Linked DNA regions of Homo sapiens: regions 1 and 2 are each linked to region 3. A link is a contact called in ENCODE Hi-C or POLR2A ChIA-PET data. All regions are on one chromosome and are shown on one strand. Each heading gives the region's core, a stretch centred on a gene start or an enhancer-like site at or near the end of the contact. The rest is flanking DNA. Distances are from core to core; before and after follow the strand shown.

Region 1 (3,193 bases), core at 31-2,530, 210 kb after region 3:
ATTAAGTTGGTAATTACTCTTGATCTTGAATTACTTCCGTTACGAAAGTCCTTCACATTTTTCAAACTAAGCTACTATATTTAAGGCCTTCCAAATTCTTCTAACTCTTCCAAAAGCCTTCTGCCTTAGTTTTTTTTAAATTACACCAGTCCTTTTAGTAGCTTTTTGATGTGATTTTTAACCAACTTCCCCTTCTAGCTTCAAGTATTCTTCTAAATTGGTTCTGGTCTACGTAAACACCCTCATCTTCTCAAGCTTTACCTTCTAACTTCTGCACCACCAGAAATTAAATTGATGGGCTTTTAAAATAAATTGGTTACCAATAATTTCCTCATTTTTTCAGTGCTATTTTATCCAATTTTTGGCTTTATATTTTTCTATCTTCTATACTTCTCCAATACTTGTCTTAGCTTGTTTTTCATTTTCTATCTGAAACTCTTGACAATATTTTCATTTTCTATCTTGTTTCTATCTTCCAATTTTCTTCTAAGTTTGTACATTTTGCCCTTAGCTTTTTGTTTCCTAGCTTGTCTTTTTTCTTCTGCTTCCTACTTTTCAGGTTTAAATTTATCTTTTTTCTTCTAAAAGTATGTTTTTATCTTCTAATTTCCCTATCTTCTCTATTCTTTTCTTCGCCTTCCCGTACTTCTGTCTTCCAGTTTTCCACTTCAAACTTCTATCTTCTCCAAATTGTTTCATCCTACCACTCCCAATTAATCTTTCCATTTTCGTCTGCGTTTAGTAAATGCGTTAACTAGGCTTTAAATGACGCAATTCTCCCTGCGTCATGGATTTCAAGGTCTTTTAATCACCTTCGGTTTAATCTCTTTTTAAAAGATCGCCTTCAAATTATTTTAATCACCTACAACTTTTAAACTAAACTTTAAGCTGTTTAAGTCACCTTCATTTTAATCTAAAAGCATTGCCCTTCTATTGGTATTAATTCGGGGCTCTGTAGTCCTTTCTCTCAATTTTCTTTTAAATACATTTTTTACTCCATGAAGAAGCTTCATCTCAACCTCCGTCATGTTTTAGAAACCTTTTATCTTTTCCTTCCTCATGCTACTCTTCTAAGTCTTCATATTTTCTCTTAAAATCTTAAGCTATTAAAATTACGTTAAAAACTTAACGCTAAGCAATATCTTAGTAACCTATTGACTATATTTTTTAAGTAGTTGTATTAATCTCTATCTTTCAAAGAGAAAAAAACTTATCTGCGGTTTCCTCAAGCTCCGCCTGCCCCCTCAGCAGAAGCCCCTGCGCTGGCTGCCTCAATGCCTACCGCACAGCTCGGGCGAGGCGTATTTATAGACGGAGAACAACTCGCATCACCGGAATTCGATCACCTTCCGCCGCCTTTGTGAGGGAGGCAAAAAGTAGTTCTTCGGTTAAAAATAGGTTCTAGTTTTACTTTTCTAGATTTTTCTTAACAGCTTATGGAACTTGAATGCAAACTACACATGCAGAAATACTTAAATTACTAGCGTGTGGAAAGATTTGAGCTGCAAACTTTAGACAAAAGAAACATGGAAATCATATTTTAAACGGGTCATCAAACACCTCACAAAACCCCCGGAACTTTTAAAATACCTCTTAAAGCACTTCTTGTGTTCTCTTGAGGGACAGTAGGTATAGTTTACCACCTTTTGAAGGAAGATTAAAGTGTGATAGTTCAGGGCTTTACTTTCCATTACGCAACTGAGCCCCAGCCTTGCAGGGACGGTTGAGAAGTGGCAAAATGGCGGACTTTCTCCCCCAACTGCTTGCAGTCCTGCGACTTGCTCCCAAGACAGCCACACGTTTTGCTTTTTTGTTCGAGAAATCGGAGCAGCACGGGCTGTCTGCTTGGGAAATCTTAGAAACGTGAAAACCCACTCTTGGAAAACGCCTCAATCCCACACCACAGAGCTGCTCCCCGCCTGAGCCCCGGGGGCCGTTGGCTGCCAGTGGCCCACTCTGATCTGCGGCCCCCCAGTTGCCGCCAGCCCCCCACGGCCCGCACGGAAATTTTTCTACCGTTTTTCAGCTTCCAGGCTCTCCTGAAAGTGCTCACAAGGCAAATCGCCATGGAAAGCGAGTTCAAGTGGCCTTTTAAAGTAGACCAACTAAGCGAATGGCTTTGTCTCCGAAGACACAGAGACCTTGGGCAGCCAGTCAGGGACACACCCAGAAGTGTTTACACTGCTCTGGGTCTGCTTTTTTAGGGGTTTTTGTTTTGCAGATTCTGTGTTATGCCTGGTTAGGTATGAGCTTCAGACCTTCTGAACCGGAGCAGGAAGAAAAATAAAAGCTTTCCTCCAAACCCCAAGACCAAACTGCAGAGTTTGAGTGGTTTTATCTAAATACCACCACCTGGAATGGCCAGCCTATAAGGACAGCTAAGATAGCAGCACAACTCGTCGCTGCGTCCCAAGGACTCTGGGAAACCTGGGCTCCCGGAGGCGTCAGAGGGGACCTGCCTTCAGGCGAGCTGAGGCTTCCCGGCGCCGGGCTTCTGCGTTGCTAAAATGGCGCTGCGCTTAAGAGGGCAGGAGAGGCCAGTTGCGGGGCCCCAGTCCTTTACAGAAGTCTCGGGCTGCAGGCTGCGGAGGGGAGAGCGGGGGCGGGGAGGGACTGCGCAACCGGTGGGGCTGCGTCAGGGACAAACGCCGGGGGAGGGGCGGCTCGCGAGCGCCGCGCAGGGATACGCGAGGGCCGTGAGCCGCCCTCCCTTTGTGAGGCGCTGGCTCGTGGGCGGGCGCCACTGGTTCTAACCGGCTCTAGCCGGTCCTGGCCGCCTTCCCGGAGCTGTGGCGGTTGGCGCAGCGCGTGACTGCGCACGCGCGCCCCGCCCTAACGCCTGTGCCTGTTCTGGGGAATGGCATGGGGGCGGGGTGGCAGCTGGCCTGGGAACTTCTCGGTCGCTACTCTGCGCTGTCACTGCACTTGGGGGCTGGTCTTTCTTTCGTGGAGCTGCTGCCCAACTTCCATTTTCAGTCTAGGTCTTCCTTTCCCACCTCTCTCCTGTCCTTTGTCATTTCCTCCATATAGTCTCGACGTCATCCATTAATTTAAAATCAGAACACAAACCTCGTGTAGCTATCAAGGGCCATGGCATTATTGTAAAATATCTTCGTCGTTTGTATGTCACCAGGTCTTACTAGTCTAGAATTCTCGGGGCAGAAGTGGTCTCAGGCTGACCTTGCAGCAGCCT
Region 2 (3,363 bases), core at 823-3,322, 230 kb before region 3:
TCTGGGTTTCTCAGGTTGATATTCTCATGAGGTGCATACAGACCTCTTTCCTTTACCACACTCCCTCCCTAAGTGAGCTCATCCAGTCTGATGGCCTTAAAAGCCACCTGCTGCTTGCTTTCTGAGACAGAGTCTCACTCTGTCACCCCGGCTGGAGTGCAGTAGTGCCATTACAGCTCACTGCAGCCTCAACCTCCCAGGCTCAAGTGATCCTCCCACCTCAGCCACCCGAGTAGCTGGGACTACAGGTACGCGCCACTATGCCCGGCTAATTTTTATATTTTTTGGTAGAGATGGGGTTTTGCCATGTTGTCCAGGCTGGTCTTGAACTCCTGGCCTGCCTCGGCCTCCCAAAGCATTGGGATTACAGGCATGAGCCACTGCGCCAGGCCAGCACCTGCTGTTTTCCACCCGTCCCCAGGTTTACGTATCTCAGCCTGACCTCTCCCATACTTAAATATCCAGTGGCCCATCTGACATCCCCACTTGGATAAATAAGCATTTCAACTTGACATGCTGAAGGTCAGACTACTGGCCTGCCTCATCCCAGTCAGGGGCATGTCTGAGATTCCTGTTGCTCAGGTCAACGCCCTGGCATGATCCTTGACTCTTTCGTTTGACTCACATTCTGCCCCTAATGCCTTAGCAAACCCTACCAGCTCCACCTTTGAAATACATGCAGAATCCAGCACTTCTCCAAACCAACACCCTCTCTCTTCTGGATCATTTCAGTAACGCTTAATCTCCGGCTTTTGCTTATTTATTTATTTTTTATTGACATGGGAGCTCACTATATTTCCCAGGCTGGCCTCGAACTCCTGGCCTCAAGCCATCCACCTGCCTCAGCCTCCCAAAGTGCTGGGATTATGGGCGTGAGCCACCACACCCAACCTCCCGGTTTTTGCTTTTGTCCTGATACCATTCTCTACTCAGCAACCAGTGTGATTCTGTGAAGAATAGAGCCCAGCTGGACGCAGTGGCTCACACCTGTAATCCCAGCACTTTAGGAGGCTGAGGCAGGCGGATGGCTTGAGGCCAGGAGTTCGAGGCCAGCCTGAGCAACATGGCAAACCCCTTCTCTACAAAAAATAATACTAAAATTAGCCAGGTGTGGTGGAGTATGCCTGTGATCTCAGCTACTAGAGAAGTTAAGGTAGGAGGACCACTTGAGCCCAGGAGGCAGAATGAGCCCTGATTGCACCACTGCACTCCAGCCTGGGTAACAGAGCAAGACCTTAACTAAAAAAAAAAAACAAAAAAAAAAAAACAGAGTCCATCACGCCTGTGATGGGTCCTGGGTCTCGCTGAGTAAAAGGCAAAGTCCTTACTGGCCCACTAGGTCCTGCATGTTTCACAGGTGTTTGCTCACAAGTGCCACCATGATCCCTTCTCACTCCGATCCAACCACACTCTCCCTTCGGTACGCCAGCCAGTCTGCCCTAAGGCCCTTTGCACCGACTGTTTCTTCTTCCTGAAATGCTCTCTCCCCAGAATCCACATGGCTTACTCCTTCAGGACCTCTAGGTTTCTGCTAAAATGACACCTGCCAAAGAAGCCCTCCCTGCCCAGATCCCCTAAGTCCCTAATAGGCACCACCATTTGCTCTGCTTCTCTTATCACCGCTTCACACACATTCATTCATTTGCTGATTGCCTGCTCAGCGATGTGGCTCCGGCCGTCCTCCCACTCTCTCCTGCATCAGCAATGTCTCATCTCTCTGGCATCATTTCCATCAGCACTACTGTTCCTTCTTTCTTGACTCACTTCCCCTTCTTCAACACTGCCCCATTTCTGTGTTCCCTTTGCAGCAAAGCCTTCTGAAAGAGTTTTCACTGGGCAAGGTCAATTTCCCCCTTGCCTTTCTTTCTTGAACCCACTCCAGGCAGGCTGTCACCCCCACCACCCTGTGAGCCTGCACCTGCCAAAATCACCGATGCCTTCCCTCCCACTAACATGAGGTCAGTGGCCAGCTCTTCCCCAGCTCCTCTGCCAGTTCCTCCTCCTCTTGCAGGAGAGGGACAGCTGCCCCGTCTGTCTTCTTTGTCCACAGCTACTCTGTTGCCCAGGCTGGAGTGCAGTGGTGAGATCTTGACTCACCACAACTTCCGCCTCCCAGGTTCAAGTGATTCTCCTGCCTCAACCTCCGAAGTAGCTGGGACTACAGGCGCAAACCACCATGCCTGGCTAATTTTTGTATTTTTAGTAGAGACGGGGTTTCGCTATGTTGGCCAGGCTGGTCTCGAACTCCTAACCTCGTGATCCGCCCGCCTCGGCCTCCAAAGTGCTGAGATTACAGGCATGAGCCACCACGCCCGGCCACAGCTCCTCTTTTACTGGACTCACCAGGACCATGGTTTTGTGTTTTTGGGTTTTTGGTTGTTTTTTTTTTTTTTTGAGACAAGGTCTCACTCTGTCACCTAGACTGACTGGAGTGCAGTTGCGTGATCATGGCTCACTGCAGCCTCGACCTCCTGGGCTCAAGTGACACTCCCGCCTCAGCCTCCTGAGCAGCTGGAACTAAAGGTGTGCACCACCATGCCCAGCTGATTTTTTGTATTTTTTGTAGAGACAACGTCTAGCCATGTTGCACAGGCTGGTCTTGAACCCCTGGGCTCAAGAGATCTTCCTGCTTCAGACTCCCAAAGTGCTGGGATTACAGGCATGACAGGCTCATTTTAAATAAAATCTATCAGACAATGAACCCCACTTTTATCTGTAGTCCAGACATCTCCCTCAAGCTCAGAAGGTGAGTCCTGCCTCCCAAACTCGAATGACCCAGTCCACTGCTCCATCTAGGTGTCTAACAGGCATCTCACATTCAACAACTCTGAAACTGACTCCCTGACCCTCCCCACAGCCCTCTCCATCTTGGCCTAGTGACTATGCTATCCTTCTAGTTTCTCGAACCAAAAGCCTAGGCTTTTCTCTCTCTGAAATGCTATGTCCTATCCAACAGTTGTTCCTGATTTCAAAGTGCATTCAGAATCTGAACGCTTACCACCAGCTATTTGGAGCATTCTCAACATCCGTTGTCTTCTACATAGACTTTCTGCTTCTTCATGGTCAATTCCCAACCCAGCAGCCTGGGCCATTTTTTTTTTTTTTGAGATGGAGTCTCTTGTTCTGTCGTCCAGGCTGGAGTGCAGTGGCGCAATCTCGGCTCACTGCAAGCTCCGCCTCCTGGGTTGACGCCATTCTCCTGCCTCAGCCTCCCGAGTAGCTGGGACTACAGGCGCCCGCCACCATGCCCGGCTAATTTTTTGTATTTTTAGTAGAGGCGGGGTTTCACTGTGTTAGCCAGGATGGTCTCGATCTCCTGACCTCATGATCCACCCGCCTCTGCCTCCCAAAGTGCTGGGATTA
Region 3 (3,550 bases), core at 952-3,451:
TCAGCAGGACACCACAGCTCACAGCCCTTTGACAGGTTTCCTTCAAGCCTAACAGCAACCCTAAGGGGGAGGTACCATGATCCCCAATTTCCAGATAAAAAACCTGAAACCCTAAAGGATCGATGATGTGGAAAAGATCACCCAATGACCCCATTTTTTAGATGGAGTCTCAGTCTGTCGCCCAGGCTGGAGGGCAGTAGCGCGATCTTGGCTCACTGCAATCTCCACCTCCGGGGTTCAAGCAGTTCTCCTGCCTCAGCTTTCCGAGCTGGATTACAGGCACCCGCCACCACGCCTGGCTAATTTTTGTATTTCTAGTAGAAACAAGGTTTCACCATGTTGGCCAGGCTGGTCTCAAACTCCTGACCTCAGGTGATCCACCAGCCTTGGTTGGACTCCCAAAGTGCTGGGATTACAGGTATGAGCCATGGTGCCCGGCCCCAATGACTCATTTGAACAATGTTCTGCCTGTCTCCTAATCCCACCAACACTAGCTCTGCCCACCACCCCTTCTTTATTTTTAAACTCATCACTAAATAACTCTCCACCCTGCCTGCATCCCTTCCTTTTCACCCAGTTCCCTTCTGCTGCTCCCCAGACCCACCTCATCAGTGCCCAAACAATTCGATTTTCGCTTCCGTCCTGGCTGGGCTGCCACTGCCCTACGGGCGGCTCCATTCTGCCGAGATAGTAGGAAAAGAAGGGATGGCTGTGAAATGAGCCTGAAAAAAGCCACCAGAGAGTAGAAGAGAGGAAGAGAACAAGAGATGGTTTGGGGAACTCACCTGGGGAAAAACCGAGGCCGGGGCTGTCTCGCTGGGCACTGGAGTTGCTGGTGAAACCACCTCCACCTTCCGTTTCTGCAGAGAGAAACCAACAAAGGTGGGTCAGAAGGTAGAGAAGGTGGGACCTGAGAAGAAAGCAAGGTCCCTGGAATTGCTGAGGGTACCGTTGAGCGGTGGTTGGGCTGCAGGCAGGAGCTGGAGGAGAGCGGCTGGTCAGGCTCGCCACCGGGAATGGCCTCCCGCTCCTTGGGCAGGTTGAAGCGGAGTGTGATCTGGACCGGGATTGGCAAGGTCTTCCCGCTGGCCTGCGCCGAGGCCGGCTGTAGAGATAGGTCCAGGGTCTTCCTTTGGGGCGGGGATGGCAGTGGGATGGGGAAGGGGAAGAGGGGTCCCTCACCTCAAAATTATCAAACCCCACCCTCGCCTTCTGAAGGACACAGGACTAGCTACTGGACTCTGGGAGCTACATGTGCAATTTGGCCCCCATCCTTTGCAAGATGAAGTCAGGGTGAGAGGGAGCCGCCTCCTGCCCATCCAGGAGCTCCTAATGCCAACAGACAAGAGAAATAGGAGGCAGGAGAGAAAAGGTGAAGTGGGGGACCTACTCACCACCTCTCTCTCTGGAGAGCCAGGACGGGACCCAGGAAGTCCGTTCTTAGTGGGGGTCTTGGCCTCTTTCTTGGGGAACTGGATCTTCTTTAGGTCCAGCCGCTCATGCGTCACCCATTCATCCAGACGTTTGTTGACTGTAGCAGTGGGGATGGCTCAGGACAGAATGCCAAAGACTGTCCCCCAACCCTACCCTGATGCCCCACCTCAGGCCCAGAACTCACAGTCAATGTAATGGACGTAGAAAAGCTTCCGGCCACTGATGTCCTTCACGCTCAGGATCTCGGCCAGGGCTATGAGAATAGCATAGACAGGGGCCTTAGACAGGCCAGGCTATGAGACTCCACCCTTCCACGACCTGAACTCCACCCCCAGGCCGGATCCCTAAGCTCCAGCACTTAGGTCTCTCCTAAGCCTCCTTCAGTCACAAGTGCCACCCCTTTCCAGGCCCCGCCCTGTACCTCTCGGAGCAGCTAAGAGCCACGCCCCTTCATCAAAGTATCTGCGCCTCGCCCGCCCCATAATTCCAGACGCCCCTCCCCATCCCGGGATTTCAGTTGACTCCCGCCCCTCGCCCTCAGGTTCCTTAGTCCCGCCCCCCAACGTCACTCACGCCACTCATCTTCGTTGTCCTGGTTCCGCCGCAGCACGGGTAGGCGGCAGCCCTCGATTATCTCCCCCTGGGGAGACAGCGCGACGCCAGGGTCGGCTACTGGGGGGCCTCGGGCTCTACCCACCTCCCCTGGCTCCCTCCGCCCCGCCCCGGGCACCGGACTCACCACCTCCGCCATCTTCCCTCCCTCCACTGCCACTTCCGGCCCCTCTGGGAGACGTCACTTCCGGGACCGAGCGCCCTGTGGGCCCGGGCCTCACGAAGCCCCTGTAGAGGGGGACCTTTGAGAGACACCGCGACCCAGCTGCGAGGGGCAAGACTGCCCCTGTGACTCGGGGGAAAACGGAGTGTTACAAGCCTCAGGCCGAGCCCTAGGTGGAAACCCCATAACGTGCACAGCCAGTGGCGGTCTACTGAGTCCGTCACGTGACGCCCACCGGGTGCGAAGCTGGTCACGTGTATGCGGAGCGGGTCACGTGGCAATACCGTTTTTGGCTTTGTCGGAGGGAAGTCCTCGGGCGTCTCCTTGTGGCGGCGGGAGGTGTTGCCGGGAGTCAACTGGGCGCGAGAGGCTGGAGAAAGGAAGTGGCCTTAGAAGGGTTCGAACGCTCCCCCAAGTCTGTGGACTTCATTCCGTAGGCAAGAGGACTCAGGGAAGATTCCTAGCTTTATTTTGTATATTAGGCTTTTTTAATTTGTATATATTTATTTTTGAGACGGAGTCTCGCTCTGTCGCCAGGCTGGAGTGCAGTGGCGCGATCTCAGCTCCCTGTAACCCCCGCCTCCCGGGTTCAAGCGATTCTCCTGCCTCAGCCTCCCGAGTACCCAACTAATTTTTGTATTTTTAGTACGGGCGGGGTTTCACCATGTTGGCCAGGATGGTCTAGAGCTCTTGACCTCGTGATCCGCCCGCCTCGGCCTCACAAAGTACTGGGATTACAGGCGTGAGCCACCGCCCTCAGCCATATTAGGCTTTTTTTTTTTTTTTTTTTTTTTTTGAGACAAGGTCTGGCTCTCTCGCCCGGGCTGGAGTGCAGCCAGCGAGGCACAATCTCCGCTCACTGCAGCCTCCCCCTCCCGGGATCAAGTGATCCACCTCAGGCTCTCTAGTAGCTGGGACTACAGGCGCGCACCACCAAGCCTGGCTAGTTTTTTAAAATTTTTGTGTAAACAGGGTTTGGAGACTGGGCATGGTGGCTCACACCTGTAATCCCAGCTGCCTCCAGTCTAATCATGAGAAAAACATCAGACAAATCCCAATTGAGAAACATTTTACAAAATACCCCATGAATACTCCTCAAAACTGTGAAGGTGTCACCGGTGGAGGGTGTACAGGTTCTTGGCATCTAAAATAATGGGACAAAACGGCTGGGCGCGGTGGCTCACGCCTATAATCCCAGCACTTTGGGAGGCCGAGGCGGGCGGATCACGAGGTCAGGAGATTGAGACCATCCTGGCCAACACGGTGAAACCCTGTCTCTACTAAAAATAAATACAAAAAATTAGCTGGGCGTGGTGGCAGGCGCCTGTAGTCCCAGCTACT

The links. Hi-C counts contacts between places; a loop is a spot of excess contacts on that map. ChIA-PET counts read pairs that join two places held with the same protein, here RNA polymerase II (POLR2A). Pooled maps may share reads with other maps.
Region 1: a pooled map shows a loop between it and region 3 (6-fold over the local background). The contact joins the promoter of MALAT1 here to the promoter of KAT5 in region 3. A Hi-C loop is called at or near these places in 4 of 50 pooled maps. POLR2A ChIA-PET finds 5 or more read pairs at or near these places in 8 of 52 experiments (B cell, CD4-positive, alpha-beta T cell, HEK293 and 5 more).
Region 2: a loop to region 3 is called in a pooled map, with 2.2 times the contacts of the local background. The contact joins the enhancer-like site here to the promoter of KAT5 in region 3. A Hi-C loop is called at or near these places in 2 of 50 pooled maps. POLR2A ChIA-PET finds 5 or more read pairs at or near these places in 5 of 52 experiments (BJ, GM12878, H1 and 2 more).

Annotation. Positions count from the first base shown.
Region 1 is chr11:65,497,132-65,500,324 of GRCh38, reverse strand. MALAT1 (metastasis associated lung adenocarcinoma transcript 1) reads right to left here and starts at 1,280. Exons shown (of 1, transcript NR_002819.5): 1 at 1-1,280. It also overlaps TALAM1. RefSeq lists enhancers at 1,390-1,469, 1,520-1,589, 2,150-2,219, 2,280-2,519, 2,089-3,193 and 2 more, a silencer at 2,560-2,619 and a cis regulatory region at 2,813-2,828.
Region 2 is chr11:65,939,905-65,943,267 of GRCh38, reverse strand. All of the region lies in intron 1 of LOC105369350 (a long non-coding RNA gene), which reads left to right. Among named protein-coding and RNA genes, the nearest start is that of TSGA10IP, 3.9 kb to the left of the region's middle. RefSeq lists a silencer at 1,557-1,780 and an enhancer at 1,751-2,250. Within about 2 kb of position 2,072, at least 4 of the 41 ENCODE cell types and tissues checked have a DNase peak (open chromatin) inside an H3K27ac peak, as active enhancers do.
Region 3 is chr11:65,710,903-65,714,452 of GRCh38, reverse strand. KAT5 (lysine acetyltransferase 5) reads right to left here and starts at 2,201. Exons shown (of 13, transcript NM_182710.3): 1 at 2,008-2,201; 2 at 1,619-1,687; 3 at 1,395-1,531; 4 at 950-1,105; 5 at 786-860; 6 at 605-679. The coding sequence starts at 2,185. RefSeq lists silencers at 1,876-1,955, 1,966-2,155 and enhancers at 2,186-2,495, 2,526-2,645.